2 separate regions of the Mus musculus genome follow, and region 2 is linked to region 1. Evidence: chromatin loops called from intact Hi-C (ENCODE). Cell type or tissue: left cerebral cortex. All regions are shown on one strand. Links, peaks and the distances in the headings refer to the core of each region. The heading gives the core; the rest is flanking DNA.

Region 1 (8,341 bases), core at 121-8,120:
AGAGGCAGCACACAAAAAGGGAACAGCTAGTGCTGGAGAACTGGGATAGGGTCTGGAGCAAGAAGTAGAAAGAGTCAAGATAGTGTTATAGGTTGAATTGTGTATTCCTTACTTCTTATAGAACATAGATGTGAGTGTGACCTTTTGGAGAAAGAGTTTTGCAGATGAAATTAAATTAAGAAGAGATTGTGGGCCAGGCGGTGGTGATACACACCTTTAACCCCAACACTCGGGAGGCAGAGTTAGGTGGGTTTCTGAGTTTGAGACCAGCCTGGCCTACAAAGTGAGTTCCAGGACAACCAGGGCTACACAGAGAAACCCTGTCTCAAAAAAACAAGAAGAGATTGTGCTTGATCAAGGTGAGCCCTGTCCAGTATGACTGATGCCTTTATCAGAAAGGAAAATAGTGACATAGATACAAAGAAGTGGGCATGTTGGGATGGAAAGGACAGTGGGTTAATAGATCTTGTAGCCCAGGGACTTTAGAGACTACTGAAAAAAAAAAAAAAACAACCAACCAAACAAACAAACAAACAAAAAACCCAAGAGCTTAAAAAGGCATGAGCTAGATCCTTCTCTGGTGCTTCAGAGAGACCATGGCTCTGATGATTCTTTGATGTGGAACTTTGGCTTTCAGGATAGTGGGAGAAAGATTTTTTCTATTGCCTTATGATTTCATCATATAGCACCCATTCATATCACTGTTTCCTAGAAATGAGCACAGGTAGACTTACCTGAATGAAGTCTTTGCCTTGAAAGAGTTATGTAGGTTGTAGAGAGCAAGGATGGGAATTGAGGAGCCAAATGATGCTCAGAAAGGAGGTTGGACCCATGGCGGAGTGGTATACCCATGTTAATCAAATTTCTGTTACTGTATCATATATCTGAGAGGCAATCACATTACAAAGTCAACAGGTTTCTTTTGACTCACAGTCTTGGAGGTTTTAATCTGATTTGTTGCCTCATAGCTTTTGGTCCTGAGCTGAGATAATTTATCTGTAAGAAATGCATAGCAAAACAGAACTTCTCACCTCATGGTCTGGAAGAAAAAGAGAAAAGAGGAAGGAAGTGAAATCCCCACCACCACCACCAGGAAAGTACATGCCACTTAGGATGTCTCTCTAGACCTTACCTCTTGGAGATTCCACAATATCATAATGGAATTGTACTGAGGACCAAGCAAACACTACTGAAGTGTTTGTGCTGGGGTTTTACAGTACTGTGATGTGTCTGAAGGCACAGTGGAATTCTAATCAGTGATGATGGTCAAAGGTTAGCAGGGAAGGCCATCTTATGCTATGCAACAAAGTCTGGCCTTGATCCACAGAGACTTTCATGGCTAAAAGATGCTGAAGGTTCCTTTAGCTCCATGCTTGTCACCACTTTCTTTGTAGCTGGCAGAATCTCCTAGTTTGAACTCAACTCATCTAGACCTCTAGAAATCTTCCAATTAGAAAGAGGGCCAACTGTACACTGATTCTAGGATGTAAAATATAAGGCTATTTTCTGAAACAAGTCTCCTCATTGCATTTGACATTCTATGGCTTCCATATCCACCCTAGACACAAGTTCACAATTGGCATATCATATGCTAGAATCCAAACCATGATTAGAGTCTGGATTTGCAGATTCTTGGCACCATTTCATGAATTCCTTCCAATTCTAATCTAACCATCACTTAACAAAGCCAGATTCTGATAGCTCCTAATCCAAGATGTCATAAAATTGCACTTCAAATACAATGTAGAAAACCAGAGTCTTAGGGTCTACTTTGCTGTGGGTCCTCAGGTCTTATTTTCTTATGACAAACCTATATAGCTACTTCATTTTTCTCCTTGTGTGATTAATGATGCTTCCACAGTTTTCTAATATAGTTTCCATTTCATATGAACCAAACAAAGACAAAAAACAAAAATTCCCAATACTATAAGATTTGTTTTAAATCATTTCATACAACGCATGTTGATAATATATATCCCTCGATTCCTTCCCCTATCACCTCCCAGACCCACCCTCACTTCTCTACCCCTCCAACTATGTGTCCTTCTTTTGTGTTTTTATAATTTATTGACTCCAAGTTTTGCTGCCAATAAATTTCTGGGTATAGGGCCATCCACTTAATCATAGTTAACCTATCAGGAGCTATATCTTTGGGGGAAACTGACTCTTCTGCTATGCTCCAGAAGCCATAAATGTCCATTATTCCTCAGTTAGGGCATGGGCTCATGAACCTCTTCCTACTCCATGCTAGGATGTTGATTTGCTTCATCTTGTACAAGTCTTCTATAGGCAAGCACAGCTGCTGTCAGGTCATGAGTCAATGGTCTTATCATGTTCTGAAGACACTGGTTCGCTCCAGTCTTCTGTAACCTCTAACTCTTACAATTTTTCTGGCCTCTTCCAAAATAGTTCCTAAGCCTTAGAAAGAGGTGTGATTTTTTTTTCTGAGCACTCCAAAGACACAGATTCTCTACACTTTAACTAGTTGTGAATTTCTGCATTAACATTGTTCACTGGACAAAGAATATTCTCTAATGAGATTTAGACAAAGAGATACTAATATAGAGGATAATCTGATACTGTTTCCATCTAAGCAGAGTAATGATAGTAGGTTCACTTTCAGAGCCCGATGGCTACACTTTCTTAAAGAACCATTTTATTTATTTTTAATAATATTTTTAAAATTTCACATGCATATATACAAAGTATTTTGATCTTATCCATCTCCTACTACACCACTCCAACTCCTCCCAGGACCCATTGACCACATCATCCTGTGTCTTTCTTTTCATGTCCAGTGTTATTCTTATTCTTATACTTACTCCCCACTCCCCACTGAATCTTATTAGCATTGGCCATATACAATACGTGTAAGACCATCCACTGGACCATGCGCAAACTGCTACAGACCACATCCTCAAAGAACAGTGACTTCTTTTCCTCAACCTACTTCAACTGTCAGTACCTTCTCATCTGGGATTCTTATAACTCTCCTCCCTGGCCAGTGCTGAATATTTGATGACCTTGATATCCTACATGTCTGTAATGACAGCCATAGCCATCTGTGCAATGGCTCCATCATGCCCAAGAGACATTGCTTTGCAACAGTTCCCTCAAATCTCTAGGTCTTAAAAGTCTTTTTCTCCTGCTCTTCCATGATATTCCCCAAGGGTGCAACTAGGAGATTGATATAGATGAGTCATGCACAGGTGAACACACATTACTCAGTGCTTTGACAAATCGTGAATTTCTGTATCATTCACTACCCACTGGGAAAAGAAGCTTTTTGGACCAGTGTTGGGGGGGAAAAAGGACAGGTCTACAGATTTATGGATTTGAGCATAAGTACCGAGGAGGTAGTTTGAAAGTGTGGTCATTTAGTGAAACAACATCAGGAGGCTACCCACTAGGGCCAATGGCATCCCCAGCCATGGGCTTTTCACCAGCCTTACAGTATCTTCCTTAGAGGTACACGAATTCCCTCCTGTGGAAGAGTTCTAAAATACAAACAAAAGTTTAATGGTTACCCCCATAACCATCAAGCTATGATGCACCAATGGGCACAACTTACCTGGACATTTGGGACTGAAGTATACAGGCTCCAATGCTGGATATGGCCATTTATGTCTTTTCTCCCCCAGTAGCTTAGATAGCATCTAGCAACAGTATGAAAGTTAGCCAGCAGGGAAAGTTTCCTCATTAGTTTACGACTGATTTCTCTATGTCCTGCAACAAAATTGTGTGGTGTTTTCAGCAATACGCTCTTCCTGTCTAGTTATGGTGGGTGGCTGAGAAGAATAATGGCCTATGCTGTGCCTCACTGATCAATGGGTCATTTGGAGATGTTTTAAAGGGTCACTTAAAATGATTATACTTAAATGCTGTCTCATTAGTGAACTAACATAAAATTGTAGGGATTTCAAATTTCTGCATGAATGCTTTAATATGTGCCAGAGAGCTTGATTCAGATAATGGTAACAGCCCCCTGCAGAACAGAGTAGAAAAGGACTAAGGGAAGAGATGGCACAGACCTAAGCCTGAGCCTGCCTGCTATCAGTGCTTATACCACCAAAAACTCTACTTCGTTTGGTCTATGGATGCCTAAATATGAAAGAGACCCACTTAGATTCTATCTAAAATCTATGCTTGTGAAATTGTGAGTTTACTTTTTAATTACAGAGGTAATGTGACCTCTTGGGAAATATTTTAAGATTTGGTGGCAGCTGTAATCTAAATGCTTTGATTAGGCATTGACTCAAAAAAAAAAAAAAAAAAAAAAAAACCTCCTGAAAATGGCTGCAATATTCTTTAGCAAAGCCTGCCACCTAGTGGCAACAATATGACTAACAAAGAACTTGGTTTTAAACCATAGAAAAGACAGAGCCCTTGAGTATGAGTGGTGAATATAATTACCATCCTATCTAGACAATGTTCTAAAAAATTTACTCTAGGTTGAAAAGAAGAAAGTGTTCTAAAAAATCACATGAATCTTCCATCTTAGTTCTTCTAGAAAAATTTAAATTTTACACTCACCTATTCCCAAATCTTGACCTTTTCGTCTGTCTCCAATAACAGTATACAGCGTGTGAGACCTGGAATCCTTTCCAGAATGTACGTAAGATGGCAGCCATGCATATTCCTCTTGTATTTTAGCTAACTGCTACAACAGCTGCAACAATATATTCACACTTAGTGAGGAAGTTAGTGGGGGATGGTTTGGACTTTTAAAAAAAATGGTGCCTGAGTCTTTAGCCTCGGTTGGCCTGGACCTCGTGGTGTTCCACAGGCTGCCTTTGAATGTGAAATGTTTCTCCTGTGTCTGCCTCCTCAATGTTGGGATTCCAGGCATGCATAAACTATCATGCCCAGCTCATATGGCTTTTGTGTAACCTCTTATGAAAAGAATGTTGGAAATTAATGAATGGGAGAGGCTAAATGCCTCATACTTCATATTTCATAATATTTTCATAAAAGGTTGAATGACTGGGAGGATGGAAATAGTTTGTGCTTTGAAGGAACACAGCACACACTGTATTTTTATTGAAATTCGAAAAAGGTCTTCAAACACATTCTCCCTGACATTTCCTTTGCTTCTATTTGACTGTCTCTTGGACAGTATTAGTCTACAATCCAAATAATGTGTTTCAAACACTTCACAGTGACTCAAATAGCTAAGTTGGGTTTTTTTTTGTTGTTGTTGTTGTATGTAGAACATAGCCCAGCTTTTGATTAAAGTCTTATGTGGATAGAGGCCTAAGGTTCCCTGAAGAGCCATGTGGTGTAAGGCACTCTGAAGGGGTCCTGCCCAGTTTTAGATTTTAGAAATATGTCTGTCCTGGGAAAGTTAGGGCAAAAAGAGAAAAAGCAGATGGATCATTACAGGCTTTCATACGGGATCAACTCCTAGCATATCTCTAGATTTTCTTAGACACTTCAGATTTTACACATCTCAAACTGAACTGTGACTGTACCTCTTCCAAACATGCTTCCTTCTGTGTCTGTCTCACAGCAAAAGGTACTTCTCTCCTCAATCTGGTTATAGAAACCATTAGACTACAAGTCATTTTTGGTCGCTGTCTTCCTCTCTCCTTATATCCAGAAACCAAACCAATAAAAAAAAAAAAAAAAAAAAACCCACCAAAATCACAACAAATAAAGACCTAAGTGTACAGCCTCAGATTGAATTCTTGTCCGTGGAACAAGGCTCAGATCTGGTCAGAAAGTGATGTTTGAGAGATGACTCAGCGTTTAAGAGCACTTGATACCTTGCAGAAGACCTTGGTTCTGTTCCCAGCACCCACATTGTTGTGGTTCAATATGCTTGAATATACTACTCACCCATTCAGAGTAGTACTGTTAGGAGGTGTGGCCTTGTTGGAGTCACTGTAGAGGTGGGCTTTGAGAAACCCTTTTCCTAGCTGCCTAAAAGATAGTGATAGTTTTCTCCTAGAGGCCTTCAGATCAAGATGTAGAACTCTCAGCTCCTTCCCCAGCACCATGTATGCCTGCACACTGCCATGAGTGGCATCATGATAATAATGGACTGAACCTCTGAAACTGTAAGTCAGCTCCAATTAAATGTTGTCCTTTATAACACCCATGGTCACAGTGTCTCTTCACAGCAATGAAATCCTAACTAAGGCACACATGGAGGAACACAACCAGCTGTCACTCCAGTTCCAAGGGCTACAGTGCCCTCTTTTACTTTCAGGTCACTGGCACTTTCAGGTACATGGTATACATATACCCATGCAGGCAAAAACACTAATACACATAAATTATTTTAAAAGATGCTAATTACCTCCAAACAGCCATCCCATTATTGTACCAGTGCATGTATCCTCCATGGTAGGTCAAGATTGTAGCTTGCAGGGTCTACTCCTGGAAAAGACAATTGATGTGTTTTTCCTTGGCAGCCTACATGGTACCTCCTATCCCTGTGAACGCTAGCCAGCCAAAAGGAAATTATCTTCCTAATATGCTCAAGACTGATTTTTTATTTCCTGCAGTCAAAGTGTGTAGTGTCTCCAGTACTCTCTACTTATGGTAGACAAAAAAGAGCAGTGATATGCAGGTGTTGCTTTTGCAGGCCTTGTGTGCTTCTTTGTCTGATAACCTACAGGGAACTAGCCCATAATTATCATTTGATAACTCACGTCTTGCACTGTTCACCCATGCAGAGTACCTCCATTCAAACTTCATTCTAAAACTGGTGGAGTTGGAGAAATGCTTCAGAGTGTTCGGGGTGATCTTCGAAAGAACCCTAGATCAGTTCCCAGAACACTCACCAGATGGCTTTCAACTGACTCTAACTCCAGCTCTAGGTGATCCAGTACTAGCTTCTGACTTCTGTAGATACGTGCACTCAAGTGCCATAACCGTACACAAACACATATACGTACATGCAATTGAAAATCAAATCTTTTAAATAGATTTTAAAGAGCATTTTGTTGTTATTTTTTAAACTAGTATGCTTCCATAAGGCTTTTTCATAAATCCTCAGTGTTGGTTAAATTGCTCCTTCCTCATTCCTCTGCCCCTTCCCTCCATCTCTGCTTAAACCTTCACTACCAAATATACCCCTTCTTCCATACCACACGTGTTCTGCTATCTCCTCTTATTATATATTTTGATTGGGTTGTAAGATAGTTGGCCTCCACGTGGCATTTCAGACACCTTTCCCATTGGTTAATCATCCCCCCTAGAGTGTTCTCACTTCTCCTCTCTTTCCAATTCCCTCCCCACCTCTTCCCATCCCTCTTGTTCCACCTCTCTACTATTATTTTAGATAAAATGTACACACTAACTTGTATAATTAAAGTTAAAAACCAAAGGGGAATTTGTCCCCCTAACTATACTGTACATTTCTATAGCTAATTCAGTTTTAAAGTTAACCTGGGAACATACATGTTCTTTTGATCATTTTAATTTATATCAAATTCTAGTAAATTTTCTTTTATAGCACATTTAAAAGGATTTGGGTTTTAAATTTTTTAAATTATGTGTGCATATGTATATCCGTGAGAATGTGCATGCATTAGTACCAATGTTCTTTGAGTCCAGAAGAGGGTATTGGAGCCCTGGAGCTGGTGATATGGTCGCTGAGAATAGACTGTAGGTCCTCTGGAAGAACAGAAAATGCTCTTAACCCCTGAGCTGTCTCTCCAAGAAGAGCCAAGGAAGTTACTTTGAAAAGTTTGTAAAAATAGTAGTGTTGACTAAAATGAGCTTCGGAATTATGTTATATTTGAAACAGAAACATGCCAAGCAAGAAGATGGGTCTTTGTATTAATATTGAAATAACAATGAATAGAATATTCAGGAACAAACTATATTTAAATATATTGGAGAATATCAACATTCAACCCTCATATTTAACATTCATTAAATTAAAATACTCTCATGTATGTAATAATAAATGAAACAGGTTCATTTTAGAATAAATACATAAACAAGGAATTCCCTTTTATAAAATTGAAATCTCATTTGGCCTTCACTGTATGTAAAATGTAATAGTGTAAATAATGAAACAATAGAACATTAGTTCTTCAACAGGCAGTATAAAATTATAGTGGTATAATTAATTAAGTAACTTAAAATTAGATCCATATTTTGTGTCAAAACTAATTAAAGAGTTAAAGATAGCATGACTTGAAAACAGCATTGGACAGTCAACAAACCATAGGAAGAATGCTTCTTTATAAGGATAGTAGAAAGGTTAGACAGCTTCTACAGGAATCGTTAAAGCCAGCATGATGGCTCAGCAGATAAACTTGCTTAGTATTTACTGTGCAACTAGAGTTCAACCCCCAGAACCAACTCTGAATTGTGCGCGTGCACA
Region 2 (8,304 bases), core at 305-8,304, 1.4 Mb before region 1:
TTTCCTGACCCCCTCTCACTGTTGTAAGTGGATTTGTTTCCGTCTAAGTCTGCATCCTTTTCTCCCTGAGTTATTTGTTACGTTTCTTTAGAGACAAGAGTACAGTTCTGTGCAGAAAGTCATCCCCAACCTGCCTTTGCTGGTGCAGGGGAATGGCAGTTATGAGTGTCAGCTATACTACTTCCCCTACTTCCTGCCTTACCATCTCTCACTGCAACAGGCAGCCACACACACAAACAACTCCTGGACCAGCAATTCCCATCTCCGTTGTGCTCCTGTCTTGAAATTATCTGGGGAAACAAGTCCCCTTTGATGTGTTTATAAAAAGATAAAGAAAAAGGGGGTATATTCTATGGGGGTGTGGTGAGGCATGGGGGGCAGGGGGTGTCTCAGTGGCCCCATGCAGAGGCATCCTTTTCCCCTAAGGGACCAGCTACACGAGGGTATAGTATAGAATAGAGTTTATTCAAGGTATGGGGAGGAGAGTTAAGAGAGTAGCAGAGAGATAGAGAGAGAGAGAGAGAAAGAGAGAGAGAGGAAGAGAAAGAGAAGAGAAGTAGAGGCTGGCCCATGGCCATGAGCACTCAGAGAGATGGGTAATGGAAGGGAATGGGGAACGGAAGAGCAAGAGAGAAGCAAGAGATAAGAGAACAAGAGAAGGAGGAGGGGACAAGCAGCCCCTTTTATAGTGGGTCAAGCCTACCTGGATGTTACCAGGTAACTGTGGGGAGGAGCATACTTGGCTGTTACCAGGTAAATGTGGGGTGGAGTTTAGATAGAATGCTAACACCTTTATCAACACATTTCCATCCACTCTCTGAATTTTCTAGAAATTAGTTTTACCCTTGTTGGAGAGAAGGAAAAAATAAACTGTGTTTTGCTACTCTTATAACATTCAACACATTATACTGCCAAAACTTGCTGGAGGAGGCCATTTCCACATCCCAAACCATTCTCCAGCAGGTACCAGCTGCGTCCTACAGTTTATCTCAATTCCGACACTGTACAGATGCAGTTAACATCAGCTCCCACAAGTAGGGGACCTCAGCGCATGCCCAAGACTCCTGCATTCCAGGTGTTCACAAATCTCAAGTTGTAAATGGGTTATCATCAGATCTTCTGAGGGCTGGCTATAAATAAAATTGTCAAATCCATTTCCTCTAGCTAAGTTCATTCTCGGACTGTACTCGGGGTTTATAGCCCTTGTTATTTGAATCTGAATAATCGCTCACAGGCTCCTGTCCTAGCGAATAGGAGATAGGGCCTCCCTGGAGAGAGAGAGCTTTATCTCAGTTGGTTTCCACAGAACGAAGTATCTATGAGAAGGATCCATGCTTTTCCAAGATGCACACTACTATGTCCAGGAAGTGTGACTATAGAATTGAAGAACGCTTACTCAATATTATCATGTAATTCTAAAGTTGAAAACTTATTTTTTTAAAAAAGAGGCAAAGCTCTACAATATTTCAAAGGTAGACGTCTAGGCCTGAGGGGACATACTTAGGTGGTCAGACAGTAGCCACCCCAAAAACATAAGCTCTGTATGCACAGCAAAGGGGGAATGGACTCTGAGTTTTCAAAGGACTCCTCACCAGGAAGAAAACCCTGGTTGTGCTTGCTCTCTTTGTGGGGGTGAATGAGTGATCTTGCTCTGTCTTAAGACATGAGAAGTTCCCAGAAGCCAGATCAATATGGCCTCATGCATGGATGACACCATGGTCTTCTTGCAATTGGTCCCTTGTTCAGCTTGTCGGGGTCTTTTGGATTTAATGATGTTACCCATTGCTTTACCACATTTCCAATACAGCATTATCCACACACTTTAGATATATGCATAGCTAATGGGAAGCAGAGCTGTTTACGATGATACTTCATTGGTGCCGCTCTGTTCCCTACAGAAACAATTTCTTCAGTATTTGAGTGTTGAAGTCAGCTGAAGCAACACTCTCATTCAGCGCAAGTCTCTAAGACTTTGCTTAGCGTGATTAACCTGTACTAAGTTTCTTTCTGTGAAGTTGTCTGATCTGCTGGAGACGGTGGCAATCTCTGAAAGCACTTGGTTTCCTCCTGGAAGTGAAGTAGTGGGTACCACTCTTAGTTACCCACCTGGAGGCAACAACATGCTGTAGGATGCTCTCAGTCCTGACAAAGCTGCAGAGCTAGGGCACCTGAGGTGACACACTCTGATACACAACTGCACCACACTGTGATCCCCACCGCTCAGGGACGAGCTGGCATATGCAAGGGTCTGTGCATTTTTTATGCTTGTTAATAATATAACTGTCTACAAAAATGCTCTGTGTTCTTGGCTTAACTTGAATAGAAATACACAAAATATGCTTCAGGACTAGAGCATGATCCTTCTTGGAACATTATTTCTTTGAGAATTTGCTTTTACTAACACCTTTTAAACAGAGACAGCCAGCTTTTACAACCAAATATTCATGGGTTTCTTGTCTGTTACGGCAGTAGCTTGAAATAAGGCCTGAAAGGTAACATGAAGTTGTTAAATAAAGTACACATAGAATAAGAACTGATGGCCTGTGTGAGTTGTAACTACCAGGCTGGAAGTATGATGCATTTCTGTATGATGTGGGCAGTATGCTATGCAGAATACCAGGGCTTGAGTTGTGTGAGAAAGGTGTGTGCAAAGCTAAAGAGAGGAACAGTCGCTGTGCAATGGAGAGTAAGGCTGATTTTTTTCTGAAAATTTAGTGTGCTGTGGTTTGAATCTGACATGCCCCGCCCCCTCATGGCTATTGGATTGTAACAGTTAGTTGGGTGCCAGCTGGTGTAGCCGTTTGGGGGGCTGCAGAACCTTTGTTCTCCAGCTGGTGGCGCTGTTTGGGGAGGCCATAAAAGCCTGGGCAGGAGGAACTGGGGCGCTAAAGTGCTTCACTTCCTGGTTTTCTGCCAAGTGAGTGGTACTGCACATGCTCCTACTGCATGGCCCACCATGCCCTTTTCAGTGTGATGGAAACAAATCCAAGGAGGAGAAGTCGGAGTTCGTGTTGGGAAGCAGTTTCAGAGGCCACAATAAATCTTCGAGCGCACGTCACAGTGAAAACCTGATCGCAATGGGTTAAAAATGGAGACAATGGAACTGTATGGTTTTAAGAAATGTTTATTACCCGTACTTTGACTTTTGTATAGTGGAAACCATACAGCTATTTGTATCACCAACTTTTAGAAATGTACATCAGTGTGCCAGGATAATTTCTACCCTTTAAAGAACGTTTTAAAAGGTCTCCACTAAATGGTGCATCCAGTAAGGATGGCATGTACACCTGAGTGGAACACCACCAGGCTCTGCCTTCAGAACACCAAATGTAAAAAAATTGGTCATACACTTTCTCTTGTAAAGGCCATAGAAGCTCAGTCCGTGTTTGATGGCGTGGGCAGAGATGGGGATGAGAACCACAGAGTTCTGGGCAGGGTTGCGGGTTGCGTCTGACGGCGCGGGGCAGAGCCAGAGGGGTTACACACAGCTCTCCCGATTCAGCTACTCCACATTATTTCAAATCCTGAAGAAACGGTTGCATACTCCGCATGGAATCTTATGAAGACCCGATTTGATGAAGCATGAAAGGGTGCTACCACAGTGTCCTGCAATTGAGGAGGAGGGGAAGAAAGGTTATTTTTTAAATCAAACATATTTCTAGAAATATCAGCATACTTAAAGTGTTACCTATAGAAACTCTATAGAAGTTCTAAGAGTGAAGCAACATATATTTCTAACTGTGACACACCAATAATTAGTGCATTAATTAATACAACAGAATGCCTCCAGAGACAGAAGGCTGCAAGGCGATGGTTGGGGAGGTAATGGTGGGCCTCACTGGTCTTTTATCTTCTGTGTATCTGAACTAATGTGAACAATGGCACGCATCAGTGCTGTGCCATAAAGCACACCACCCCAGCCAGGCTGCTGGTGTCAGCGCATGCACACCACCCCAGCCAGGCTGCTGGTGTTAGCACATGCAGACCCACACACAACCGCCAGGCTGCTGGCGCTTTACCTTAGCGTTTAGTTCTTATTTCTTTTATTCTTATGCTTTATATGATAGGTTAACATTGTGAAATGTTAATAAAATAAATGGAAAACTCATTACATATGGAAAGGAGTATACTTTGATAATGGATACAGCGTATCCATTATCTCCTTGGATTTGAGATGACACTGAGCTACAAGAGGGAGTCATCCACCTTCCAGCGCCTCTGTCCTTCATCTACAAAGTCCAGAGTGAACTCTTCCTGCAGCACAGGCTGCCAACTGTGGCTTCAAATAGATCTGACTGCTTGGAAGGTACTCAAATCTACACACAGGAGCCATACAAAGATAACAAAGTTATCTCTCATTTTATCCTGCATATAATAGCAAACAGGGTGCCTACTGGTCCCAAGATCAAATTCTTTCCCCATGTAACTGATTTTCCCATATTAAGATATGTTCCCCAGAGCTGTAATGGTGGATATAGTTGGGGAGAAGTTACTTTCGAAACCCAGAGGCTTTGTTTAGTAATCCAGGCTGCACTCAGGTACATGGGAAATAATACATCAAAAAAGTTTCTTCATTAATGTGGGAAGGTGTTAGTGGAGGATCGGTAAGTTATAAACAGTTTAAAAGATGCAGATATGTGTATGCATTCAGATATGAAAATACGTGTGCTCAAATATGCAAATGTGTATATGTATTCAAAGAAAGGTAAGTGGTGAATACATAGAATTCTCAAACTTTTAAACTTACGATGTACTTTCTAATGTTTCTAAAAATAAAATCTTACAAGCTTTAAAATAAGTTTTATATTTTTTTAATTCTCTAGACATCCAGTGATATAATTCTTGCCTTGTTTGGTTCAAAGGGCCGTGCGAATAAAGAGGAGAAAAATTAAAAACAGTGCCCTAACTCCCTGGTAAGGTTTGATTCTGTAGCTTTTAGTGGTAACTGTAATATGACATATCTGCCACTAGATGGTGCTCATACTCCCAAAATAGAAAGCCACTGAATTACAACTTTTTTTTTTCTTTTTTTGGTTTGCATGTGCCTGTAGTTACCGTTACCGTCACTGTTTAAAAAATCACATGTGAAATTTTACATGTGGAAATGTAAAATAGCTTGTTTGTTTACTCACGATGCCACAGAACGGTCCAAAGGGTGGTGAGTTGGCATCTGGACCATTGAAGAGTATGAGGTAGTTCTGGTCACAGCCACCTGGAGAGTCGATACTGAGAAAGGGAAACCCAACAGAGAGAGGCCTTCCAGAAGGAGCAACGATGGTCCATTCACAATGAGTGTTGTTTGGGTAGCTGTCAGGAAAGCCAGGGTTGGCTAATATACCTTCGTTGCCCAAAAGAGTCCCTCCACAGCCTGCAAAGAAAGAATGGACAAAGGTTCCATTTAGCATCCAGCTTGCTTTCCCACACAGGTAGAAAGCGCCCAACATGGAAACCCTCCTCTTGGTTGAGAGCCCCTCCGGGCCCATCCCCACTGGATAGTCCTTTCCCAGTGGCTGTGACCCAAGGTAATTCCCCCGGGACTATTCTTTGCTAACCTCAAGCTAGGAACAAACTGGAAAACAATACAATAGTTACCCCAAGAGAAAAGTCTCCATCTGCATGCTTTGAGGGTACAGCAGACTCCCTGAGCATAGAAAATATTAATGACTGCGAAAATCAACTCACATTCTGTGGCACACCCAGACTGACGACTGACGTCTGACGTCACAGCTTAGATGCTACAACAAAACTCATCAGGCCCACTCTAGCAGTTCTAAGACCTTCTCAACTTCTAAATCTGGTACAATGCCTTGAGCAGGGTCACCTTTCTGTGGGGGCTCTGGTGTGTAATAGCAACAGGGTGCCTATGGGTCCCAAGATCAAAGTCTCTCCTCAAGTAACCAACTTCCCGTGTAAAGATAGAGTTAGCCATGTTTCCTGGAGCATGGAGTTTTCTCTCCTTCTCTCTCCCTCTCTCTCTCTCCCTCTCTCTTCAAGATCAGTTCTTACTATGTAGGTCAGAGTGGCTTACGGCTTCACTCCCTCATGTGCAGGCCTGCGGCCATGGCCAATGCATTCATCGGTTCCTCCTTTTCACCAATCAGGGAAGTTAATGACTGGGCTTCCTTCCGTGTGTAGATTTTGTTTTCTGTGATTATTGAATGGGACCCTCTCTTATCCCTTAATATACTTAAAAGATTCCTTTCATGATTTTTATTTTGTAGGTTCCCAGATATTATAAAATTGAAGTATTGGAGGTATCCCTCTTTTCTCGATCTAAATGTGTTCATGTGACTTAAATTCCCTGCTATTTAATGAACAGTGGACCAAAAATTCAAGAAGACATTTATCACCCTGAAGTAGCAATTACGACACAGGACTGCCACCAAATGATAGGAACCATGAAGGATTGAGCTTCTCATAGACACATACCATGAGACGTGCATACACACGGTCACATGTGCAGCCCGCTGCTCATTGTGGATAGAGCCAGCTGCCTGCACACACACAGATTTGGCCCTGACTTGTCCTGTGATTTCATTTCCTGAATTCTCAAAGAGAACTCCTGGGTATTCCATCCGAAGAACAAAAATAATGTTTACATGGAATGTTTACATTGTCAGACCTTTTATATGAAAATTTCAGTCTTTTACATCAAAGAAATGATAAATAATTGTAGGATTTTGAAAATTCAGTACTCTCATTGTTAAGAAATCTGCGTCTTTAACAGAAAATCATCAGGCGCAGACCTAATGTGCTGAAGGCCGCATTCCTATTTCCTGTAATGTTATTTCCTGTGGTGGACACCCCATCAGCCCACAGGAGCTTCCCTCAGAGTGAGCATCTTACCAGTAGGAGAGGAGGCCCAGATAATTTCATATCCATGGTGGGTGTCTGAGTCATCGCTGTGGAAGTGCAGATACAGTTCATTGCTCTGAGAGAAGATGGGGTTGGGCAGCAGGTTGCTGCAGTACTTGCCAAGCAGTGGTGAACTGCTGCTGCTGCCATTTCTTACCTGTGAAAACCCACCATTGGTTACCCATCCGATCACCTCTGTTTCAGCTCATCACTAACACGTGAGGTAAATCCAGTAGGTTTGTTTTGGTTTTGTTTTCTGAGACAGTATCACCTTCTTAGCTCGGGCTAGCTTGGGCTAGCTTGGGCTAGCCCAAGCTAGCCTGAGACTCCCATTATTCTTGTCAGGCCACTCAGACTCCAGAATAGGAAATGGGGCTTTACATATTCAAGTATTTGTAGATGAAGACATATAAGAATTTACAGCACTCGCCATTTGCATTGGGATTTAGAAATATCTGATAAAGTATAGCCTCAGAAATACTGACATTCTTGTGATATACTAGCCGGTGCCATGATCCTACAGAGTGTTATGTGTGCACACATTTTGAGGAATGCACAGTGGACTTTCAAGGGGGAAGGGGCACCACTGTTTGGCCTGTTTCCAGTTGTACTTTATTCCTGGGATCACAGTGGGGGCCGGGGGAAGGATGCTTCCCACTGGAAAGCTTAAAGTGGCCACAATGAACAAAGAACACCGAAGATCAAAAACAAATCTTTTCCTTGTGGGAAAAGTAAATGGCTCCATGTGCCTATAATATTCCTCACCCTGTAGACCTGCATGAAGAGCTGCTGTTAGCGTGTACATGTTCAATGTGAGAAGCTACCCCACTTCCCTTCATCGTTCCATAGTCCAGAATCTGGCTAGCCTTTAGAGTCACTGCAGTCTGCAGAAGTGCACATTTACTTGGGCATCTGAGCTGGCGAGGCTCTTTCTATACCTAGGCAATGGCAAGTGATGCACTCTTGGTTCTTCTCTTAAATGTTTAAACAAAACATCTCTGGCTAGGACAGACTGGTCAGTTCCCTCCCAGTACGTGGGATAGCTGACACATTTAAGAACGCTACAAGGCTTGACCCGCTCCCGCCCCCCATACTCTCAACATTGAGTTTCTTTCCTTGGGGATCCTCTCTTAAATCACTTCTGCGAGATCGGGGGAGGAGAGATCCACTGCTTAGAGCTTACCACATTCACTTTTCTGAGAAGGATGAGGCATAGCTCATGAATTATGCAGAAGCATGTACATTGGAGAGGGGAGTTGGAGGCATATTCACAGGTAGGGCCTAGCCATGCCCTCCCTGCTAGAAATGCACTAGAATCCTCATGGAAGACTTCTATTCCCACCATAGCTAAAGTAATAGAACACCAGGGCTCCCTTCAGAGTCTCTCCTGGAGCTCCAGAGGCAGATGTGTTTCTGAGGCCTGTGTAGTAGCTTCCTCTCTCTGCTAAT

What was found. Peaks named below come from ENCODE experiments on the same cell type or tissue, not always from the same donor. Only the 100,000 strongest peaks of a DNase experiment are listed, where the experiment ranks them.
Region 2: it touches region 1 in a loop (6-fold over the local background); 6 of 42 quality-filtered maps call a loop at or near these places.

What each region holds. Positions count from the first base shown.
Region 1 is chr2:14,699,109-14,707,449 of GRCm38, forward strand. The region is part of intron 2 of Cacnb2 (calcium channel, voltage-dependent, beta 2 subunit); the gene reads left to right. Among named protein-coding and RNA genes, the nearest start is that of Gm13269, 64 kb to the right of the region's middle. In left cerebral cortex, for the core only: a CTCF peak has its summit at 4,339 (motif pointing left); a DNase peak (open chromatin) is centred at 4,328.
Region 2 is chr2:13,273,230-13,281,533 of GRCm38, forward strand. It overlaps Cubn (cubilin (intrinsic factor-cobalamin receptor)), which reads right to left. Exons shown (of 67, transcript NM_001081084.2): 65 at 6,847-7,012; 66 at 5,133-5,368; 67 at 3,109-3,606. The coding sequence ends at 3,499. The region is part of intron 1 of Gm13270 (a long non-coding RNA gene); the gene reads left to right. Among named protein-coding and RNA genes, the nearest start is that of Gm13270, 5.8 kb to the left of the region's middle. In left cerebral cortex, for the core only: CTCF peaks have their summits at 2,835 (motif pointing right) and 4,973 (motif pointing right); a DNase peak (open chromatin) is centred at 5,037.